Linked DNA regions of Mus musculus: region 2 is linked to region 1. The links are chromatin loops, found by intact Hi-C in ENCODE. Cell type or tissue: left cerebral cortex. All regions are shown on one strand. Each heading gives the region's core, and the rest is flanking DNA. Links, peaks and the distances in the headings are about the cores only.

Region 1 (4,447 bases), core at 1,163-3,662:
TCCTGGGAACACCCCAGCTCGAGCGCGCCCGCGCGCGCGTGCACACACACAGAGAAAGAGAGAGAGGAAGAGAGAGAGAGAGAGAGAGAGAGAGAGAGAGAGAGAGAGAGAGAGAGAGAGAGAGAGAAGCAGCAGCTGCTGCTGCAGGGCTGCTGGTCCACTCTGGCTCACTCAGGTCTCTAGTTAATCAAAAGGGATCGGTGGCTTAAGGACTTAGCCTCTAAGGGTTCTGGCTACATTTTCTCACCCCTCACCCAACCCTATCGGACAATTTAGCTTCCTATAAATAAACTATGTTTGAGAAAAGCCAGCGGAGCAGAGCGGACGCCACCGCGCCGCGCCGCGCCGCGTCTAGAGAGCCCAGACCCGGACAGAAGCTTCGGAGTGGGCGCGCCGAGGTCCCTAGCCGCCGTGAGCCCACTATGGTGTGGTGGGCGCTCAGTGTTCCCCGGGGCCGGTTCTGTCTGGAGGGTAGGGGGGCTTCCACTTCTCCTTGGGTGGCGGTGGCAGCTGTAGCCTTTGCCAATGCTGGAAAGCCAGAGGCCGGCGTGGCCAGGGTTGACATCAAGCTTACTCTGCCTTTTGGACCAAAGGCACCCTAGAAACAGAGGTGGACTCTTCCCCGCCCAGATCTAAGGCTCTTAGGCTCTTAATTAAGATCTCAAGCGGAAAGAATCAAATGCGCCCTCGATGAACATTTTTTCCAGTTTTTTTTCTTTTAAATTACAGATTGAGGATGGGAAATAGCTTCTGAATTCACAGTTCTTGGATAGAGCAAACCTCCTTTCTGAGTTATTAGTGTCTGTTATTTGGGAGTCTTGGTTGAAGAAACTCATAATTAGCCCAGCGGCTTTGACCTGAACCCGTAGTCTCAAAATGAGACTCGTTTTTGCCCTTCAAAAAAATTAAATACGAAAATGAAAAACGCATTTGAACACATAATGGGGTTTTTTCCCCCAAAACTGCCATCTTCTTACAAAGAGCGACCCAGATGCTTAAAATAATATATCATCCAAAGGAGCTAGGTTAGCAGCCTTTACCTTGGTGGTGGGAGTGCCAAGAGAGCCTACACACACACACACACACACACACACACACACACACACACACACAAAGGAATTATTTTGCTAGTGAGGTTGAGACTGGACCGTCTGAAAGTGTAGCCAAGGCCAAGGAGAAAGTGCCTGGTCCGCCTGGCTCAAGGGGTTTATTTCACATTAAAATGCAATTCAGCCCAGAACATCAGGGAGAAAAAACATGGCATCTGCAGTGAGAATCATTTTATTTTGATCACTTAGAGCTGTGGGTAGACTGCTGAAAGGGTGGCTTCAGAGAGTCGGTCCTGTGGCCCGCCCAGTTTTGTTTTTGTTTTCAGGTTTTTTTTTTTTCTCAGACACCCTTAGAGAAATGGGCAAGTAGTGAAAGAGCTGAACATGGCAGGCAGCGCGGGCGCACCTCACGGGGGCGGGGGGGCTGCTAAAGGAAGGCTGCCATTTGATTTATCATAGTTATTTACCTTTGATGTCAGCGAGGGGGGGTGGTGAAGCGCGGCTTGGTCTAATTAAAAAGGTCTAAAAAGGCATTTGAAATGGCTTTGCTATCTAATCACGGGATGTGAGTTCCGTGTTTGGCAGCTTTCTAAAATATGGCTGGGACTATTTAAACACAACAATTAGCAGCATGCTAAAATGTTTGCATGCTATGCTTAGAAGCTCTTAGCTGTAAACTTTAAGGCGATCTGTTCCCCTTTAAGTTAAAAAAGGATGATGCCGCTTCCTTGTGGCGAAGGCTGTCAGGAACCCGCTGATCAATAAAAGTAAACTGGCGCCTCCACGGCTTGATTGAGCGGGAGCAAAGAGTCTGAGAAGTAGTCTCGGCCATTACCAATCCCCCAGGTAATGAGAAATGGAAGAATTACTCAGGTAAAATGATTAACATTGCCGTGGCATTTGAAAAGATGCACACAACAAGCTAAGAAGACTGCGGACCTCTCTTACCTTAGGGAGTGCTAATAGAATGTCTATATTCTGCTGTCTTTTTAAAGATAAATAGGAGAATTCAATTCATGTAGAATGGCATTACCTTTGTAATTGCAATCGCATTGTAAAGACATGTTCTGCCTTTGCAAAGACAACCCGCTTCCCTAACGCAATGGCACCATTTCCCAGGCTTCTTGCTCACTGCTCACATTCCAGGCACCCCTCTTATTCCAAGCAGAGCACCAAAGTATTTTCAGTTACCAAACTGCTTTTACAGAAGGCCAAATGCTGAGAGAGGCAGGGGGCCATATGTATCTGCTTCCATTCTTTCCCATCGCCTCCCCCACCCCCAAGCTCACAGTGACAGTTACAACCCCCTGCACACACAATAGTTCTTCCATCCCCCAGTCTATGTCTATAGATAATCCTAACACCCTTTCCTTTCTGACTTCTTTTATTCCCTAATATGTGCCAGAGATTATTGCATTCCAACAATACTACTAACTAAATGAAGGGCCCCAAACCACTTTCATTATCGGGAATTTATTAGCTAGCTGACTAAAAGCGTCTGCATGTAGATAATAAAAAACAAAAAGAAAGTTCTGTTCGTTTTAGCTTCCGTTTACTTCAATCCTGAGGGGAGCCCCGCCTCCTCGGCCTCTTTAGAGACACAAGAGGGCCATCTAGTGACCATCTTTAGTATTTTTCCACCTAACAGGAAACAGGAGGCTCTGGGTACTAGCTGTACAGCCTGCTGCAGCTTTCTAGGCCAAGTCAGTTCCTTAGGCAACAAAGGCCAGAATCAAAATTGTTTTTAAAAATGTGATTTTTTTTGTCCTTTGATTTTTATGCACGCCACTAAAATAGTCCAGAATGTCAATTGAAAAAAATGGGGAAATTCTTGCCTTTAAATCAAGCTGATACACGAGTCTAATCTTTGCAGCACCAAGACTCAGAAGGGAAGGTTTGACTCAGATAAGTTTAAATTTATGGTAGGGACTAAGATACCAGGGTATGAGGGACTGTAGACTTAGAAACATGTAAGGGAGGTTTCTGAGATATGTTTACAAAGTTACTTGTTTCAGCCCACCCCCCTTCCAAAAGAATAACATTCAAGCCACTCCAGTTTTCCTTGGTCTCCACCTCCCTACCTATTTATTCTTTTCATCTCTGACCTTGCTGCAGAAAACCAGATTCTTCTAGCTTGAGTTTTGCTGCATCTCATGAGCATCCCATTCACCAAAAATTTGACCAGTGGCCTGGCAATATTCTCTTAGAAAGAAAGGCTTGATTTAAAAGCTAGCCAGAGTCAATCTCACTTTTCTTGACTACATATCTTCTCTCCTGGCTTGAGATGCAATGTTTAGAATACACAGAATAAAAGAAGGAAAGGGGAGGGGTTAGCAGACAGAGGCAGGAAAGTGTCCTTATTAAAATCATCATCTCATTTCAGCTTTACGGTAACTATGGGAGGTAAAAAGTCTTTGCAGATGTGGAAGCACAGTTGCAGAGCAGCTCAATGATTTGCCAAGATGACCTCATTACACAAAACTCAACCACTTTCCTTGTGAAATCAACAAGTGCTGGCTGTGTGCCCAGCATTGTGTTAGGGAGTACGGAGTTTTCTAAAGATGGACCTTGTCCCTGTGAAGATTAAACTTCAGTTCACTAATTGATTAACAGCATGTAGTTTCTATACACTATAAATATTCCTTGAGAAAGAACTAAAGTGGGGTTTATTATGTTGACAGTTTGCTGAAATTCGAATCCCTTCTACCCCAAATGATCCCATTTGGAGTGACTTCCCCTCCTCCACCCTCACTGACCCAGGCAGTTGAGGTAAAAGCAACAAGAGGAACAGCCAGGGATGTGGGCCTGTGGAGCAGGAATGAGGTGTGGTTTCCACTATGATACCTGTTTCTGACTCTTTTGGAACACCAGGAAAACTAAAGATGAGAGGCGGGGGCAAGGAAAGATGTTGAGGTCAGCTTTACTTTTTCCTTTCTCTTCCTGCCAAGCCCCACCCACCCTTGCCTTGTTACAGAGGGAAACAGTGACAGTGGGAGTTGCAGGACATCGGACATCAACAAAATACAGAAAATATTCTCAAGTGCTAAAATTGCTCACTGTGGTCCCAATGTTTGCCTTTTCCAAGAAATACAGAAAAGGTCATGGACGGTGGAGACGAAAAAGGCTATTAATCACTCCAAGTCTTCCAATTTTGACAAGGCCAACATCCCTGAAGAAGTTAATCCAACCCTGACCCCAAACCTTATGCCATCTCTCTTTAGGAATTCTGTTTCCCACATGACCAAACCCCTGCTGCTGCCAGACTCATAACTGTCCCTAAATAAACACACATCATGAGGACCATTTAATTAGCAAAGGCTAAATCAGCAGATACATTTCAATAAATGACACTGTTCTCTAACACCTTCTGCACTGCCCTGCAGTGATCACCTGTGAAG
Region 2 (4,447 bases), core at 984-3,483, 1.2 Mb before region 1:
TTCCAGAGGTTTCTTCTTGTCTTTCCTGGGCCCTATAGAATATTCTCAATTGTGATGAAACAGCCAAGGAATGTTGATTGTATGTTTTAACATTTCAAGATATTTTCATTGTATTCAAGGATAAAAAAAAAGTGCTTTCATGAATGCATGCCAATGTATGTTGATACTTCTTTCATTTCCTCTATAACTTTCTCCCCTTTTCATAACTTTTGCACTTCTTTTTCTGTAACTATTATCCTGATATGCTTGGCCCTAATTGATTTTTTTATTTTTATTTTTTTAATTCCATTCCTCTATGTTTGTACTCTTTGTTTTATATTTGTGATAATTTGCATGCCAGAAGCAACTAGTTTAATAGGCCTTTGTACTGCATTTCTATACAATGTGCTCATATGAAAGATTCTAACATTAAAATTGGTTTCTGCTTTTTTGTGTGCTCACAAAAATGAGGATTTCAATGGAATTCTTTTGAATCCCTTATCTACCACATTTATAGGCTTTTTCTTTCTTTCTTTTTTTAAAATCACTTTATTTCAAAGCACAGGGCTCTTTTTTTCTTAAACCTTTATAATCTCATAGAGATTACTTTCCTCATCAGACTAATTATATAACACTACTTTCTAGGGAAATTTTGCAATAAAATTTCCATAAAAAGATCATTATATTCTTCAGCTCAATCATTAGATAATTTACTGCATGGCTTAATTTGACTTTGTTCATTTTTGATAGGCTTTGTAAAATAGTGGCAACACAGATACTAAGAAACGTATTGTGGTTTGGATTCATAAGATTTGCTTACTCTTAATGAATGCCTGAAACAAATAAATGAAAGATCCATTAGTAAAAATGTAGTAGTCTTCCAAATATATTCTGTCGCATGTTATTTATCACCAATAACTAATATTTCACAAATTTCCACTATTTTAATCACTTTTATGTAAATTCAATGATATTTTATTGAATTGTAGGTCTACTTTGCACCTGAACTTATTCTAAGCATAAGAGAATGTTAAAAATAAGACTGGAACAAGAGAAAGAAAAAGAAAAATCAGAAAGAGCTCACAATCTGGTTTAGTTGAGAAAAGTAATAGAAGCAATTTTGTTCAACAGTGTGAAGTACTGTTATATAGGAATAAGGAACGTTTTGCCAACCCACAGATGGGTATGTAAGAATAGGCAATTTACATGGGGAAAGATCATAGAAAAGTATTTGGATCACATCAACATATTTACCTGACTTAACTGCCCTAGTTCATCATTCAGCCTCACGCTGACTCAACACAACCTCCAATTAATACCTAATAAAGTAAAAATTTAGGTCCCAATATTTTTCGTATTAGATGTCATAAGATGCTTTTCCCCTATTGAATTCCCAAGTCCTGACTACTCCAAGACACGAAGACAATCATTTTATATTAAAAGACGGCTTCAGAACTAAGGTATGTGAGTATAATCCAAAGTGACCAGACACAAGATTTATGGCTTCCCCAAGCCATGACCCCATTAATGCTCCATGCTCATCAACTGTAAATGTTCTGTTAAGACCTGGCAATGCTTCATGATGGCCAAGAAATGTGAGATGACCATCTTCTGAAATCTAATAGCCTTCTTTATTGAAAGGATACAGTTTGCTAGCATTCATCGCCAGTCAAGATTCTCTGCTGTTTCAGGTGCACATATCTAATCTATGATAAATGTGAAGTCAACAAAGCTATAGACCATAACATGCTTCTGCTTGTCTCTTCAAGATTCAGTCATGGCCGTGTGTATATAATCGTTTTTCAAACATACCTGTTGTGTTCTTGATAACCTTGAATAAGAGAAAGCAACCCATAAAGTAACATATGAAAGTAGAGTGATTTAAAGTTGTGGTCTAAGTATAAAGTTCAAAGTAGCTGGCACATTTGTCCTTTGAAAGTGTGGAGCCAGAATTCTGGTTATCTCAAGACTGGCTTTTAGGTTCATTATGTATTCACAACAACAAAAACCCTTTACACTCTATCCACTAGAGGGCAATAAATACATTACACAGGAACACTCCCCCCCACCTGGACTTGGAGCCAAATAACCTAAAGTGACTCCTATAAATACACAACGTAGAGAGATCCTTCCATGTACTTATTATCCCAACAGCTGTTTTGGTTTCCTTCTATGGGTAATGACCTAGAAGTAGCAACTGAACGTGATATAAAAATCTTTTCTTTGACATTAAACTACATCTCTTTCTGACACTTAAAATAGCTAACAAGAAAAGAAGCACATTGCCTGAGGTAAATGAGATTTCACTTTCGATAAAACAGCATTCAACTTTGTCACACAGTTCTCTATATCTCTTGCTTCTAACAGGAGGTATACACATACAGATAAAATATTTATCAATTCATCTTGGTGATTGGACTGTTTCTCTTTTAGTGGCTCTTCCTACTACAAATCTACCAGTTTTGGCTAAGACTGATAGAATAAATGCAAAAATAGCTGAAAGAATAGAATCACACCACTTTGATGACTTGAGAAAATAATTAAAGGACTTGGAATTGAAAAGAAAATGTAGTAGATAATTGTCTTCATAAGGGACAATCAAATGCAGGCATGGTTAATACTGGAATTTTCAGGAAATATAGGCATCTTTCACTTATTTATATTAATGGAGCAGTTTCAAATCAGTTATGGGACATGATTGTCCTTCCTAGATGAATGAGAAATTGATAGGCTATGTAAAAGCTCAAATTCATAAAACATTTCAAGTTTCTTAAAACTAACCAAGATAATTCTCTTTCTATGTGGCATATGAAATTAAATGCAGATAGGATTTTTTTTAGTTCATTGACATATTATAAAAATTTATGTGTTTTAAAGGGAAAAGTATGCTATTATGTGGTAAAATCTCTCATAGTATCTTAGCAAATCTTTACATGCACATGTTCAAAGTGCACTCAATACCATTAAATGTAAAAATTAATCTTAATTCTCAATATATTTTACAAGATAAAGATGCTAGAATCCATGGCAATTGCTTTATAAGACTGCTTCTTACTGGTTATTTGATTGAATGATATTGTTCATTCAGTCTGAGGCCATTCACACTTCCCTAGACACCTTAGGAATACTTTCTTTGGGAACAGCTTCTGGATTTAATACAGAGACCTAGTTTCCTCCTTTCCATTGATAGCAATGATATTTGAAGTGCTACCATCTTAGTTTGCCTAATATTTAAAAGTGTAAATACATGTTAACATGGCCGGATTGCATCCTTTCTCTACCGTAACTCTGTTTCTAATTTAAAATAAAAAATAGTGCTCCCAATTTTATTTTATTTTTCTGTACATGGCTGTACCTAATGGTTTCTTTTTAGCTTTTAGAGACTTTCAGTTTAACATAAAAGTTACAAAACATGAGAAAAAGACAGCTGTGTGATACTGGAATAAGCCTTGATTTTTCAATCTCACATATGACTGACACTTGGCAAGATGATTTATTGTGTAACCTTGGGTAAGTGTCTAAGCTTTCCTGATCTTCCAGTCCCTCAGTTTAAAATGAAGATCATTAACAACTAGCTCATAATGATACCACAGCAATTAAATCATACAACAGACAATAAATTCAGGGTTCTTAGCATTCCCTAATCCTAAAAGTATATTTTGACCTGTGCCTTGACTGTACCTACTTTGACACAAATCATTTTGCATCTTTTCATTGAAAACATGAATATACATATTATCTGTTCAAGGGAAAAAAACAACAACAAAAGGTCACAGCACAACTTTGGCAAATCCACTCTTAATTTTCTTGTCATTGGATTAATACAACAGCTGTCATAAATGACTAGAAGATACACGATGCTGAGTCATGAGCAACCCAAAAGCACTTTTTTGGTCCTTGCAGAAGCATGTGAACTGATGAGGGGAGCTGATTTGGGCTAGTAGAAGGCATAGTGGGTATTTCATTGTCCTGTGGAGGAGAACAGGTGCCTTAGTATGTGTTTTCATTCATTTTGACTTTTGTGCTAAAAAGCAAAAAAACAAAAACAAAAAAAAACCAAAAACAAAACAAAACAAAAAAAACCAAACAAAACAGAAGATCCAGAAGCCAAACTTCTAATTCAGACAAAAAAATAACTAATATGACAATTTAGGTAATATGAGGTGTTGTGTCAGCATTTTCCTAAAACTCACTGCTTTAGACTTTATTAAAATTGGGCAGAAAGCAATTTCTTAAAGAACCACAGTATTCCAACGATTTTGATGCAGCACAGTTCCTTTACTGTATTCTCTTGAGTGCTGTAAACCACACTGACTCCTCAGACAATATCTGGATATCTGCTGGTGACTGCTCTTGGTGGTACAGAACACCCATTTAGGGAGTTGGCAAGTGACTCCCTTGTATTTGTCCCGGTAGTCACCATTATCTGAAAGGGACAGTCCCTGGAGCAAGACACTATTGGCCTTAG

Evidence for each region. A loop is a pair of places that touch in the nucleus more often than their neighbours do. Peaks named below come from ENCODE experiments on the same cell type or tissue, not always from the same donor. Only the 100,000 strongest peaks of a DNase experiment are listed, where the experiment ranks them.
Region 2: a loop joins it to region 1, with 6 times the contacts of the local background. A loop is called at or near these places in 4 of 42 quality-filtered maps.

The regions. Positions count from the first base shown.
Region 1 is chrX:133,689,656-133,694,102 of GRCm38, forward strand. All of the region lies in intron 1 of Gm26851 (predicted gene, 26851), which reads left to right. Among named protein-coding and RNA genes, the nearest start is that of Pcdh19, 2.9 kb to the left of the region's middle. In left cerebral cortex, for the core only: a CTCF peak has its summit at 2,659 (motif pointing left); DNase peaks (open chromatin) are centred at 1,352, 1,648, 1,719, 2,253 and 1 more place; H3K4me3 peaks cover 1,451 bases; H3K27ac peaks cover 695 bases.
Region 2 is chrX:132,451,148-132,455,594 of GRCm38, forward strand. No RefSeq gene overlaps it. Among named protein-coding and RNA genes, the nearest start is that of Gm23768, 100 kb to the right of the region's middle. In left cerebral cortex, for the core only: a CTCF peak has its summit at 2,001 (motif pointing right); a DNase peak (open chromatin) is centred at 2,057.